2 separate regions of the Homo sapiens genome follow, and region 1 is linked to region 2. The links are chromatin contacts, found by Hi-C or POLR2A ChIA-PET in ENCODE. All regions are on one chromosome and are shown on one strand. The core of a region is the stretch at or near the end of the contact, and the rest is flanking DNA. Distances in the headings are between cores, read along the strand shown. Region 1 holds the start of FHIP1A-DT (FHIP1A divergent transcript). Region 2 overlaps SH3D19 (SH3 domain containing 19).

What was found. Hi-C counts contacts between places; a loop is a spot of excess contacts on that map. ChIA-PET counts read pairs that join two places held with the same protein, here RNA polymerase II (POLR2A). Pooled maps may share reads with other maps.
Region 1: a pooled map shows a loop between it and region 2 (4-fold over the local background). The contact joins the promoter of FHIP1A-DT here to the enhancer-like site in region 2. A Hi-C loop is called at or near these places in 2 of 50 pooled maps. POLR2A ChIA-PET finds 5 or more read pairs at or near these places in 3 of 52 experiments (OCI-LY7, activated CD4-positive, alpha-beta T cell and activated T-cell).

Annotation. Positions count from the first base shown.
Region 1 is chr4:151,407,527-151,412,170 of GRCh38, reverse strand. FHIP1A-DT (FHIP1A divergent transcript) reads left to right here and starts at 3,279. Exons shown (of 3, transcript NR_183963.1): 1 at 3,279-4,644. FHIP1A (FHF complex subunit HOOK interacting protein 1A) reads right to left here and starts at 2,995. Exons shown (of 14, transcript NM_001109977.3): 1 at 2,706-2,995. RefSeq lists silencers at 3,036-3,205, 3,326-3,798 and enhancers at 3,025-3,724, 3,725-4,424, 4,256-4,565.
Region 2 is chr4:151,303,444-151,308,191 of GRCh38, reverse strand. The region is part of intron 1 of SH3D19 (SH3 domain containing 19); the gene reads left to right. Among named protein-coding and RNA genes, the nearest start is that of SH3D19, 20 kb to the left of the region's middle. Within about 2 kb of position 3,316, at least 2 of the 41 ENCODE cell types and tissues checked have a DNase peak (open chromatin) inside an H3K27ac peak, as active enhancers do.

The sequences.
Region 1 (4,644 bases), core at 2,030-4,529, 100 kb before region 2:
GATCACACCATTGCACTCCAGCCTGGGCAACAAGAGTGAAACTCCGTCTCAAAAAAGTCCCTTATTATCTCTGAACCTCATCTGCTTTCCTCCTGTGTAATCTAAACACAATGGCATCTACTACAAAATGGTTAAATCACAAGGCACAAACATGGTACATGAAAGCACTCTGTGAAACATAAAGCACTACAGAACTGTTCACTTCTGTTATTGTTTTCATTAAGAGATCCCTATAAATGAAGTTCCTGGAGTTTCTTGTCACTCTTGAGCACTGTTCCCCTACCTGGGCTAAGAACCAAGGGTTGGAAGTTGCTAAAAATAAGGATGAAGTAGATCTAAATTGTGTTTCAATGGCAGAATCTGATCCAGATCTTCACTGGGCCTACGTATCACCCTAGAAGACAGATGTACACAGAATAAAGATCAAGTGTCTAAACAGATTAAATAAAGCAATTTTGCTTTATATTTGCATGGAGAAAGGAGGTTCCTTATTAAATTTTCTTTATGAAAGTAATACAAGAGGCCAGGCATGGTGGCTCACACCTGTAATCCCAGAATTTTGGGAGACCAAGGCAGGCGGATTGCTTGAGTCCAGGAGCTCAAGGGCAGCCTGGGCAACGTGGCAAAACCCTGTCTGTATGAAAATACAAAAAATTAACAGAGTGTGATGGCATGAACCTGTGGTCCCAGCTACTCAGGAGGCTAAGGTGGGAGGACTGCCTGAGCCCAGGAGATCAAGGCTGCAGTGAGCCGAGATCATGCCACTGAACTCTAGCCTGGGCCAGAGAGAGAGAGAGACCCTAACTTTAAAAAAAAAAAAATATATATATAATTTCACTCCTCAGAGGCAATTCTTGTTTTTTCTCATTTTACCTCCATATCTCTACATAATATATTTGTACATCTGCTTCTTGTTTGCAGTCATTATCTATCAAGTTCCTATTAAAGAAAGAACTTAGCAGAGAAAGTATTTTGAACCAATCTTGGGAGGCAGAGTACAGAACTGTCCAGCAATGCATCACTCTGACTATGTAAAAATAAAACACTCCTTTTATTTCTAGTCTTCAAGTCCTCCATTAAAAGTCCTACACAATGTCTTTATATGAGAGCCAAGAAAAAAGGTAGCTGGGCAGTTGGACCTAAATTTTTAGACCACTCTCAATCACTCTCTGAATCCACTTCAGTGATGTCCAGTTTCTCTGCCCCTTTCCAGCCACCCTACACAGTTTAATCCTGTTCCTTGTCCTACAGGACAAATGATAAATAGGACCCCAAACTTAATTTATTTCAAGACAGGCATGGACATAATTCTTATGAGCTCTGCGGAAAGGGATTAACTGGAACTAAAAAGATATCAACCTTTAATTATGCGAAAAGTTACCTAAAGCCAACAAGTATACTGTATTAAAGAGTAAATTTATGGACTAAATATCCTGCTCAATTTCGGTCCAAAGAAGACCTTTGAAGTTCTCCAAACGTGGACTTCAGCTGTGGTTCACTACATGTGGACAGCTTCGGGGACAGCATCCTGCCTAGTGCCAGGTGTACAAGTGAACTTGAGGTCAGGCAGGTGACCCTGACAAGCAGGCATAATACATTAAGGAGAGGAAATCTTCCCTCTCATTAATCAACAGGATAAAGGTAATTAAGCAGGAATTATTTTTCAATGACCTATATAATTTCATCAGGGCTGCTATGACTATTAGCAGGGAGCAGCTGACTTCCTAATGAGATGAATTTGATAGCACAGCCCTTCCAGAGAAGCCAAGGGAGCAAGCCCAATCTATAGGGAAGCAACAATTGTTAGGCATTGTTTACTCCTCCTCCTGAAAGCTGTCTCTCCTTCTCAACATTTGGCTCTTTCCCTTCAGGGGGGTTTCCCTGTCCCTGGATAGCTGGGGCTGCAGCATCTGCTGAATAGTGGAAGCTAGATCTGCTGTGAATGGGTGGGTCCAGGAGGCTGGGACACTAATTCACTAGACCTGCTCATGTGATTCCCAAAGTCCCAAGCCAACAAGGCTACCGCCGCCTGCACCAACACCTCGCTCTGACCAGGCCTGAAATAAGACACCAAGGTAGTTCTTCCCACTCCCTAGCAGAAGCGGAGTTAACAAGGGACCTTTGTTGAGCCAGAGGAAACACAAACACATACACACTATCAATAATAACCACGACTTGAACGCAGTTTCATCACAGAATTTACGAAATTGAGCAACAGCTACCTAACCAGTAAGTCCTTACACCAGGAAAGGGCTGCAAACCTCAGAGGGGCACCGCCTCTGTCTCCTGTGTAAGCAAGTTGATTTACAGGGGAAACCTGAACTCCACATCTCTTTGCCTTTTCCTGTGCCTCCCAGAGGACCCTGGGACCAAGGAATGGGATGGAGGGCCCTAATGACATATTCCTTCGTCAAAACAAGCTGGCTCTCTCTCTCCCAGGGTCAGTCACCGCGTTACGCCCCGTCCCGGAGCCCGAAACCCTAGAAGTCACCTCCTCCCCCCTGCGCCCCCGCCCGACGCAGCGACCTCGTTTGGAACATCCCCAGCCGGCCCCCAGCCCAATGCCTGCTCCCTCAGCCCAATGCCCGCACCCCCTGCCCAGTTGGCGGATGCAGAGAAGGGACATTTCGACTCTCCCTCCTCCTTCAACCCTCTAAAATAAAAGAATCCCTCAAGCGCAAATCTCCGGCCAGCACAGCACCTACCTGTCCCCGGCCGTGGCTCCTCCTCCCCGAGCAGTGGGGCTCGCTGGACAAGTGTCCTCAGATAGTCCAGAAAGTTTGCTCTGCGGTCCCGGGGACGCCTGCGCGGGACCCAGTGAGGAAAGCCGGGCTGGCTCCTCGCACCTCGGGCGGCCGCCGCTCGAAAGTCTTGGCCCAGGTCCTCCAGGCCCGGCTCAAACTCAGGAGTGCCCGGGAAGAATGTAGGTCGTGAGAAGGTCGGAGCGCAACTTTTCGAAGGTGCGTCAGCCGCGGGCTGAGGCGCGTGGGTCACTGCCTCCCCCCAGCCTCTCCCTAGTGAGCGCGGGGGGGGCGGGGGCGGGGGCGGGGGCCGGGGCGGGGCAGGGGCGGGGGTGGGGCCCAACCTGCCTGGAGGCCTCGGGGAGCGCGCCCCGGCCCCGCCCCCGCCGCCGCCGGCCCCGCCTCTGCCGCTGGGACACGCCGCCGCCAGGTGCGCCGGGGACTTAGGCAGTGCCGCGCCGCACGGCCCGCGCCGGTTTCCAAGGTGAAGGAGGAGGAGCCTCTGAGGGAAAGTTTCCACAGAAACTTGAGCTGGGCGCAGTGTAGCACTCGCGCCCTTGGGGGCTAGCGTTTGGCCGGAGCTACACACTCTTTACTCACGCACGCACACCGCCGTACACAGCACAATCGTTCACCGTCCCGCCAAAGGCTCGTCTCTCGGGTTCTGCCTAGTGGAAGGAGTCGGACAACGCCGCACGTCACGGGCGTTTCGGATTTCTTGCTTCCCAAAGGTTTGACGGCGGCCACCGGCGCCCCGGCCCAGCTCTGCTTTCCTTTGCTGACTCCTTCCTTTAGGTGTGAATTTTAAAATGCTGATACCGCCCCAAGAGAGCTGAGTCAAGTGAGGCAAACGTTCGCCTGTTGTTCTCCTGACAGACTCCCTGCAGTGGGCAGGGGAAATGTGGCCTTGGCCGACATTAATGAAGTGCCAGGATGGAGGGAGGGGGCCTGCTGATTTGTTCTGTTTTACTTTTTAAGGGTAACTAGAGCGTTACTGGAGTCGTCTGTGGGTTTGGGGAGTATGTGGCGCGTGTGTGTGTCACACATTTCACTGGCAACTCCCGCCAACCCCTTCCCAAGAAATGAAGGCTCTAATGTGGGCAGTTCTGCAACAAAGGTGAAACTTCCCCAAATCACGATTCCCCGCAAGATGAGAGAGCAGGTGCAGCATCCATTTTCCCACTATCACGCTTGAGATGGTGGCTTTGGGCACTGCCGGGTGCCCCGACATCCTTCCCAGAGCCCAGCCTTCCCACCCAGGCCCGGCCCTGCGCGGCCGCCTGCCTTTGCATCAGAGACCGCGGCTGTGCCATTGCCAAGGTGGGCAGCGCCGCCTCGCTTCCCCATTCCTCCGTCTCCCACGCCTCTTGCGTGTTTGAGTCGCGAAGTGATGGACTTTAAATCTCAGAGGAGGAATGAGAAACTTGGTTAGTGGCTCTCTTGGCATGTTCGTAGCCCTGTGGTTGAAGTGGCTGAAACCTGCGTTGAGCCTCAGTCCAAGCAGCTGGGGCCACACCAGTTTGCAAAAGCGGATGTGGCAGTTTCCACCGCAGCAGCAGCCTGCTGGCGCCTCATCAGATTCTCCTTTGGAGGAAGTATCTTCTTCCCTTCATTCTCGGTGAATGGCATCCAGAGATAACCAAAATCAGGTGTATCTAGTTTCAAGTTCTGTCTTGCAACCGTGATAATTGGAGGATGCAAACTTTACACTTTCTTCTCTAGCTGTCTACCACCACTGCTGCGCTTGTGGATGACTGCAGGAACACCGGGTACTTGCCACAAGTATCTCTCCAGATTCATCAGCCTTTCACCTGTGACAAGCTCAGTCAAGAAGTGGCTCCTAAGTAAAAGCTGGGGAAGAACAAGGAAGATAGAGCTCAGAGTAGAAAGCTGTGAAGTTCTG
Region 2 (4,748 bases), core at 2,067-4,566:
GCTCATGCTTGTAATCCCAGCACTTTGGGAGGCCGAGGTGGGTGGATCACTTGAGGTCAGGAGTTCAAGACCAGCCTGGCCAACATGGTGAAACCCCATCTCTACTAAAAATACAAAAATTAGCTGGGTGTGGTGGCCCGTGCCTGTAATCCCAGCTATTCGGGAGGCTGAGGCAGGAAAATCACTTGAACCCGGGAGGTGGAGGTTGCAGTGAGATCGCACCATTGCACTCCAGCCTGGGCAGTAACAGCAAAACACTGTCTGAAAAAATAATAATAAAATAAATAAAGATGGTTTAACGTAGTCTTTATTTTTAGTTCGATTACATTTCATTCTAACTGGAACTCTTATGTACACAAGGTTGGAAGGCAAATCCCTCTTCTGCTCATGGCTCACCCTGTGGAGGGGAAACCACGCATGCTAATATGCAAAACTTCACGTTTTCCTGTTTCTTTGTTAGTCCTGAGCGCTTTAGATGTTTGCCGTTTGGTGTCAATACAACTGACCCAGGCTTTGAGCTGCTGCACAGTTCATGGATGTCAAATCCAGGCCCAAAGGCCTTCCCAACTATCCTCAGAGACAGCAAAGGGGCCTCGCAAGGCCTCAAACTCCTGAACGTGATGCCCTTTGTCAGGCCCTGCGGGCACACACCTGCCTGACGGGTCTAGCACCAGGAACTCTGGGAAGGCAGAGCCTAAGGGTTGGCGCCCAGACGCGAGTGGCTTTTTGGGCTCACGAGGGCTGCGCCACCTTGGGTCCTGATTAATTTGGCTTTTGAAGCTTAAATGTAGATTTGGATATTTGGCCAAAGAAGGCTCATGTTGTTCAGGTAAGAAGGGAGACACTAAAAAGATAGAAGTCATCATTAGGGGCCGGGCGCAGTGGCTCACGCCTGTAATCCCAGCACTTTGGGAGGCCGAGGCGGGCGGATCACGAGGTCAGGAGATCGAGACCATCCCGGCTAAAACGGTGAAACCCCGTCTCTACTAAAAATAAAAAAAAAAAATTAGCCGGGCGTAGTGGCGGGCGCCTGTAGTCCCAGCTACTTGGGAGGCTGAGGCAGGAGAATGGCGTGAACCTGGGAGGCGGAGCTTGCAGTGAGCCGAGATCCCGCCACTGCACTCCAGCCTGGGCGACAGAGCGAGACTCCGTCTCAAAAAAAAAAAAAAAAAAAGAAGTCATCATTAGGAGTGATTGCAGCAGCTGCTGCTTTTTAAAACCCCAAACCCTGAAAATTGTAAGGAATGATGCGGGAGAGTGGATGATAAAGATATTTGAGAAGGAATCTACTGAGTTAGTGACATGGGATGCAGAGCCTGAACATGAGGGACAAGTCCAGTGTTGCTGACGTTTCATGAGTTGGAAAAAGGTGGTTACCATTTGACAGCCTCTTCAGGAAAGGGACAGTGACACTGAACATTTAGTATTAAACCTTAATTACAGCGCGTTTGCTATTAGTGTTAAATTTAATGATGAGTACTTACATAGCATTTAGAACAAACCTTTCAATAGCTCCTTGAGCACATGGGTTTTGCAAACCTTGTAGAATGTAATTTGGTATTGCTCACCTCATAGGTTTCCAATGAATGTTTAATGAAGTTAATGAAGAATTGGGGTTTTAATTCCAATATTCTTTTTTCCCCTGTTTTAGTTGAGTCTCCAGCTTTCTTACTTATTCCTGTAGTAGACTTTTTTAAAAAGTACCAACTTTTTAGCATATCTGAATAAAATATTCATCAATCATTTATTTATACTAAATATGTGTCAGGAACTCCTGTAATTCTCCTAACAATCCTGGAAGGCAGGTTCTTTTGTCATCCTGTTATTAAAATAAGAAAAATGACGTAAACAGAAGTTAAGTGCAGCTGAGATTTGAATCCCTGTAGTCTTTTCTTCTTTAATTTTTAAATGTACATACAGTAAAATTGGCTTCTTTTTGGTGAACAGTTCTATGAATTTTATTACACATGTAGTTTCTTGTGGCAACTACCATAGTCACCATACAGAACAGTTCCATCACCTGGAAATTCCCTGGGCTGACTTTGTAGTCAGACCTGTGCACGCCTTTCCACTGGCAACCAATGATCTGCTCCCTGTCTGTATAATTTTGCCTTTCCTAGAATATTAAATAAATGAATTCATAAAGTATTAATATATAACCTCTGAGACGGGCTTCTTTTACTCAGGAGAATGCCTTGGACATTGATTCATTTTGTTACTATATCAATAGTTTGATCTGTTTTACTGCCAAGTAGTAGTCTATTGTGTGAGTGTACCAGTTTGTTTATGCTGGTACACAATATCCTGATGAAGGATATTTAGATTGTTTTCAGTATTTGATGATTATGAATAAGCTGCTGTAAACATTTGTGTACAGGTTTGCTGGATCATATGGTAAATATAAATTTAACTTTATAATAAATTTCCAAACTGTTTTCCAGAGTGGCTATCCTGTTATGTGTTATCACCAGCAATGTATGAGAGTTCTCATTGTTCTGCATTCTCACCAGCACTTGATGCTGCTAGATTTTTTCTAGTTTTTATTTGTTTGTTTTTAGCCATTTTAATAGAGGTGTAGTGATATTTCATTGTAATTTTAATTTACATTTTCCTTTTGGCTAATGATATTGACCATCTGTTCATATGGTTAATTGCTATCCATATGTCATCTTTGGGGAAGAATGTTCAAATCTTTGCACATTTAAAAATTGGGTTGTTTAAATATGTTCAAAGAGCTAAAGACACTGTTAAATAGAATAAAAAGATAAGCTACAGACTAGGAGAAAATATTTTCAAATCATATATCCAACAAAAGATTTGAATGTAGAATACATAAAGAGCTCCCCAAACAATAATACAGAAGTATAAAGTCTTTGTCTAGTAAATCCAGCATCTGGGCTTCCTCAGAAAGAACAGTTTGTATTGATTACTTTTTTTTCTGTGTATGGGCCATATTTCTTATTTCTTTGCATACCTTGTATTTACAAGTTGAAAACTGAACATTTTGAATATTATAATGTAACAGCTCTGGAAATCAGATTCTTCTCCCTTCCCAGGGTTTGTTATTGCTGCTTGTTATGGTTGTGGTTGTTTGTTTAGTGACTTCTCTGAACTAATTTTGTAAATCCTATATTCTTTGTCATGCATGACACTGAATTTTCAGTTTCATTAGCTTAGTGGTCAGCTAGTGATTGGACAGAGGTTTTTGTTTTGTTTTGTTTTGTTTTGTTTTATGCCTAGAACCAAAAAGAACCTCCCAGCTTATGCAGATGGGCTCTTGTGTTTTGACACACCTTCAGTACTCAGACAGGCAGTTTACAAGTCTGCTTTGCCTTTACTTCTTTGTGCATATTCTGACAGTCAGCCAGAGGTGGCAGCTTAGGGCCTTCTCAGGTCTTTTCTGAGCATATGCCCATCCTGGTAATACAGTTGGCCTTCTAGATTCCCAGGAATATGTGGGAGCTATTCAAAGCCTGTATTCCTCAAACCATCTCATTCTCTAGCCTATCTTCCCAACCTTTTTGGTTAGCTTATTGTTTGCCCCAACTGTTATCCTTGTGCAGCAGCAACTAATATATTTGCTTGTCAGTGTTTTCAGCAAGTGCCCTCTAGCTAGCCACTTTTGCACTGATAATTCCAAATTAGGTAAGGTAAAAGAAAGTCTTCTCCAGGGAGAAACCAGACAGGTCAAGACAAATTATTACAGTTCTTTGTGAATAAGGTTGGTTTTGTTCTCTCTAGTCCTGATATTGGTACCAGGAATGCAGGCTAACATTTTTAAGGTTCCCACTGAGCTGGGAAGAGGGAAGGGACCAGGGTAAGTTAAAAATGCCACAAAGCTCAATATTCTAACCACAATCCAGCTAGTTTTTCTGGATTCAGTGTTTCATTAGTTGCTACAAGCTTTTGGTTGGTTTCTAGAGTTCTGAAAAGTTGATTCTGCCAGTTTCTATCAGGTTTTTATTGCTTTTATGGAGGGATAGACTTTTGGAGGTCTTAACTCTGCCATTTTTTCTGATGTCACTCAGATATGTCAAATATGGCTTAAAGAAAAAAACTGATTAAGATAATCAGAGCTGGGTTGGGTAGTATGTGCCTCTAGTCCCAGCTACTCAGGATACTTAAGTGGGAAGATTGCTTGAGCCTACGAGTTTGAATCCAGCCTGGGCAACAGAGTGAGGACCCTATCTCTTAAAAAAAAAAAAATCTGCTTTTATGAGTAAACCAGCCCAAGTTTAAAAAAAAAAATGAGAGAGCAAGAGAAGGTAGGGATACTCTTAACCCATTTTTAAGTTTTTCTACATTCTACAGTAGCATTATCAAGGTGTTTTTATAAAGAGGAGCCTCACTCAGCTGGTTACAGTGCTGGGCTCAAACCCCTCATTCAGACCTTGAATGGGCAGCTTACTTTTCTCATTTCTAGGCCATATACCACCCCAAACCCCTTTGTTACTTTTCAAAACATGATATCCAAGGGATATCTGGCCAGGGGAACTCTATATTCCTCTTTGTTGTTAAAGTAGCTCAGAGGAAGTAGCTTTACTGCACCGTTCTGAACAAATCAGTCATGTTAAAACATAATGTATGGCTAATACTCTGGGGAGTGGAATCGAGGAGGGCCTGGAGTGTGTCACTTTATACTTCTGTATTGTTTCAGTTACTTACAATGAATGTTTATTACTTTCAAAATTAAAGAAAAATAAATTTAAAATACTGTGAGAAATAATTGGCTGCTGGTCCAGTATATT